Linked DNA regions of Homo sapiens: region 1 is linked to region 2. A link is a loop called in an ENCODE intact Hi-C map of the cell type or tissue named here. Cell type or tissue: heart left ventricle. All regions are shown on one strand. Region 1 has its middle 25 kb from the start of NPL. Region 2 overlaps RGS8 (regulator of G protein signaling 8).

Region 1 (2,500 bases), 90 kb after region 2:
GTGAAAAAAATAAAACAGCAGGTTCCAGAGTTTTTCTTCTTAGCTCAGTAGGAGAAAGGAGAGGGCAGGAGAAAGGAAGGAAATTAGCATCAAGACCCAAGATGAGGGATCCAAATCTATCTTTCTGCCTCCCAAAGCAGCTGCTCCCAGATCCCCAGTCACATAGTCCTTCACCAGTTCCATGATGCTAGAACTCCCACACCTCACTCCTGAACCCAAGCAGGATTTCCCTTCCCTATAACCATTAATTCCCCAACAGTGAATGAGGGCCGTGGAATTTTGTTTCCCTATTGTTAACAGAGTTTTTTCTCAACAGCAACTAGCTAAATTTCTCAGGGTAGAATGATGAATGCACCTGCAACACGACCCCTCTTAACACCTCACTTGACCCTCTGTGCAGGTGCTCCTGCCGCTCTTGATTAGAGTGCTGAGGTTCTGACACTCCTCCCTGTGCCACACAAATGCCCAGTGATTCATTTATAACTGACACCCAAGCCTTCACTATTCACTGTTGCAAAGAAAATTTTGGACCTCTGAGAGTTATAACCTTTCCCCATTTTTCTTTCTGCTAATAAATTCTGGAGAGCAATAAGGATAACAGTAAGACATCCATCATCTTGTGGGGTTTACGAGCAGCTGGCATGACATTCTCAGCCAATATAACTGCAAGCTGACTTTAATCACAGTCTGTTGATCTCAGCTTTCAGAAATATTGCCTTGTTATATCATTCTATTCTTTCTCTAAGCTGAATGCATGAAGGAAGGCTTTCTGAGTTTCACCATCTAAACACCAGGGAGGAGGGTCAGAGGAATGCAGTGAACTCTTATTTCATTTGCAAAGGTAACTGGAAAACACTTGGATCTTGAAAGTCCTTGAGCCTTGAAAAAAGACAATTTAAGCTAAAGTCTGGGGACATTAAAGTAGTTGCAAATTTGAGCAAACTCTGTGCCAAACAATTGCTGGATTTCACTGCTCTTTAATAACATTCATCAAATATTTCCACATTTTCTAAGACAACCCTTGGGTTACCACTAAGGCTTGTCATTTTTTCTAATTAATGGTAATCTAAGTTTGTGAATCTTCCTAAAAATTTCACTATTTTTCAGTTTTGCAAACATAAAACTCAGCTGTCTTAAACACCATCTATGATCCTTATAGCTTTTGATTACATGACGGGATGGCTTTGAAATGGTGAGCTTCTGTCCCCTGGATCTGACAAAACAAGCAATCCTATTTCATTTGCATTTGGCAAGTGCTTAGACCAGTGGCCTCCATATATTTTGCACATGCTCCAAGCCAATAGAAAAATGTTAAGCATGCTCCCTCTATGCTAGGCTGTGGTAACGAAGAGACCCAAATGTGTATAATGACTGAAATACCCAGAAGTTTATCTCTTGCTGATAAAATTGCATGAAGTGAATGCTCCTGGTAAGTTGGCAGTCCCCTCCCAGCAATGTTTCAGGGATGAAGTCTCCGTCTATCTCAGGCCTCCGACATTCCCAGGGCCTGTTCCTTTTCTGCATGTAAGCCAGCAGAAGGGGAAAGAGTGTAAAAGAAGCATGACTGCTTCTCAAAAGCCTTGGTCCAAAACTGACATTTATAACTTCCATTCACCTCCCGTTGGGAATAACTAGAGAACTGGTCACACCCACATGCAAGCAATCTGGAAAAAGTTGCCTTGGGCTGGGCAGCAGCTTGCCAGCTAAAACTGTATATTCTGAAATGAAGAACAGATTTTGGTGAACAGCTGTTTGTCTGCCACATTCTCAGTTTATTCATTCCTTCATTCAGTCATTCTTATTTATTTATAAATGATATACATGTGTGTGTATATATATACAAAACTCTGTAATAATATGCATATTGTAAGGCATATACAGAAATATAAATTATAAAGGATGAGAAAAACAAGATTAAATAGAAGTTTTGTTTTTCCTGCAGCCCATTGCATCATCTGTGCCTCCCATGGTCAGGATTCACCCCCTAGATTCACTACTCTAGACTCCAAGAGGTCCTGGAAATTAGGAAGTGCCCTTCTAGAGAAGCATTTTAAGAAGTAAAAGATACTGCCCTACTGCTAGCCTTTCCCCTCTTCTTGTAGATGGCACCCAGGTCCACAAAGCTGCTCAAGCCCCAAATCTGGAAATCATCCTCAGTTCCTCACTGCCCATTACCTCCATATCCAGTTTCCAGCCAGTCCTGCCTGCTTGCCTTCCCAACCAGATCCAGAATCCCTGCTTATCACTCCACCTTCATGACTCTCACCCTACCCCCAGCACCAGCATCTTTTCTCTGGACACTGTAAGAGCCTCTTGTCCTTACAATCCATTCTTCATGGGACCGCCATTGTGATCTTTCAAACATATAAAGATGATCAGGTTATTGCCCTGCAAACTCTCCAATGGGCTGATACCTCAAATACGATCAGCCTCCTCATTGAAGCTTACAAGGCACAGTAAACATTCTACAAATGTTTCTTGAATATTGTTAAATATATAC
Region 2 (2,500 bases):
CCTTCATTTCTGGACATTTTCTTGGTACACGGCACCATAAGAAACTTGTACACAGATAAACTGGTGAATAAAAGCCCATTGATAAGCACTCCCCTAATTCAAGATATGTTTATAGAATAAGGTGAATCCACATAGCTAATGTTTAATGAGCAGTTAGTATGTGCCAGACACTATGCCAAACATCGTATTTGAGTTATCTATTTAATTTTCAGAACAAATTTACAAAGCCAACACCTTTATCATCTCCCTTTTACAGATGGAGAAACAGAGACGCGTCATTTAAAAGTGGCAGAGCTGGTATCTAGCACCAAACCTGATGCTTCCAGCCTCTGCTCTACTCCTTGCTTTAACACAAAGGTAGTGCCATCATAGGACACTTTCTACCAGCACTAAAACAGCGGAACAAAGGCCTCCTCCAAATCTCACGCTGCCCCGGCCAGTGTCCACGGGGTAAAGGCCCCAAGGAAAGAGAGCAGGGCTGCAAATGGGCCTGAGTCGCAAGTGGAAGCTAATCAATATTAACCAGGCATCAGAATCTTCAATTAGCCTTTGGGAAAATAATATAGTCACAAGAAGTCAATAAGTCCAATGTTTAAAAAGAGCTATAGTAAACAAGAAAAATGTAAAAGAAAGAACAGGAATATAAAGAGCAGAGGGACAAAAGTGTGTGGACATGAATAACACAAGGAAACGGAACATTAAAACTAGTCCAAGCTTTTTTTTTCTAATCAAAACACTCCTAAATGCCAAAAAGTAATCACAGAGGACCATAGTTTGAGAAGTACAGACGTAGTGCAGGCCCCGCTTACAAGAGGACACCAGCATAATCTTCCAAAGAGGCCAGGGCATAATTTCAGGGAGGAGAATTAAGCTGAACCTAAAGTAAAGCATTCTAGCATCGTCTTCTTTCCTGAAACAAATAAACAGAAAAGGCAAGCAGAGTTAAGTGCTCGTGAGAAAGGAATTCATCACCTTGGACTCTACATTCCCCAGGCTTAGAGCTCTGGCCCAGGAATGTAGAGCTCTGGGTTCTTTTCCAGCTACTGCTCCTGACTTGCTAGCTGCAGTTGGCACAGGACATCTCAACTGGCCACAACTCACGTTTCTTACAGGAACACAGTGATTGCAAGCCCTGCTCCTGCCTCTGGGCTGTCCTGCCCGCCTCTGAACTTCCCAGTCTATACTCACTCCTCTTGGGAAGCCCTGCCCTCTCCAGGCACCCACCACTCCTCTCCAGAATCAGTGCTTCAATCTTGCCTCTTCAGCTCTAGGCCGCTTTTCCAGAGGTTTGCTGGACAGTTCCTCACATCTCAGACCCTGCACACTATACTCTTCTCTAAACAGACCCTGCATGCTATACTGTCTCTAAACAATCACTCTCCCCCATCCTCCATTCCTGCTGGGCTCCCTGTGCTTACTTGTGACATTACTCTGCCCAAGTCCCACAAGGGACCCTAAGCCTAACCCTAACCCCAACAAGTACAGACATTTCTGGCTTCTTTTTCTCCATTCCCTTCCTAAATTGGTTTTTAAATCTTGTCATATTTTTGAAGTATTTCTCAACTTCATTTCCTCCCATCCATTGATGCTGCCATATGAGAGGTTATTCAACCCCCAGCACCTGCACAACCTCCTGCCCTCTCTTAAATAACTGATCTCCCTGCCCTCATTTCTTTCTCTGCCCACCCACAAACCTTCTTGCACACTACACTACCACCAGAGTACCACTGAACAGATACCATAAAGTGGATCATCTGTGCAATCATCTTTGATGGGCTCCATTGCACCTCCTTGTCCTGCCTGACAATGAGTTTGTCCCGTTTGCCTATCCAGGTTTTCTATCCCACACACATGCATGATTCCTCTGCTGTCCCTTCTGCCCGGAATGTCCCCACCCTTGATCTGCCTATTAACTCTCAGCTTCTTCCCTAAACCCATTACCTCAAGCTAAAAATTCTCCTTTCCAAACCTTTTTCAGAATTCTCCCAATCAGAAGGAACCCCCTCCATCCCAATAGCACCACCTTGCTGTAAGGCCCTCTGACAGCCCACATCACAGGCATAGTTTATTCTTAAGATTTATATTTTCTGAGCCTCTCAACTGACTGTGTGCTCCAAAAAGACAGACTCTTTTACTTACTCTCCTTACTATTAATTCTCATTAACTCACAGAGAGCAGGTGTTGAGTAAATGTCGGCTAAATTTGATTTTGAGTTCGTGAAAAAAAAATCTGAAAAATCGCCGAGGATTCTTTATGGTAGAAACATGTTAGACTTCTGCAGCCTTCTGGTCAAGACTGAAGTCAACAGAATGCTAATGACACTCAGGGTCAGCTGCACAGGTACATAAGGCATTTGCAAACTAACCCAATAGCCTGGTCAGGGCAGTGTGGAATTCATCAAGAGCAAAAGGAGCACCTGGCATTGTCACACAGGCCATGAGAATGTAATTAAATTGAAGATAAAGGGAGTTTAAATTTGCAATATAATATTTTAAAAAGC

The links. Hi-C counts contacts between places; a loop is a spot of excess contacts. Peaks named below come from ENCODE experiments on the same cell type or tissue, not always from the same donor. Only the 100,000 strongest peaks of a DNase experiment are listed, where the experiment ranks them.
Region 1: it touches region 2 in a loop (2.2-fold over the local background); 6 of 110 quality-filtered maps call a loop at or near these places.

What each region holds. Positions count from the first base shown.
Region 1 is chr1:182,763,974-182,766,473 of GRCh38, forward strand. No RefSeq gene overlaps it. Among named protein-coding and RNA genes, the nearest start is that of NPL, 25 kb to the right of the region's middle. In heart left ventricle, no CTCF peak of the experiment used is centred here; no DNase peak of the experiment used is centred here.
Region 2 is chr1:182,673,752-182,676,251 of GRCh38, forward strand. The region is part of intron 1 of RGS8 (regulator of G protein signaling 8); the gene reads right to left. Among named protein-coding and RNA genes, the nearest start is that of RGS8, 9.6 kb to the right of the region's middle. In heart left ventricle, no CTCF peak of the experiment used is centred here; no DNase peak of the experiment used is centred here; H3K27ac peaks cover 1,261 bases.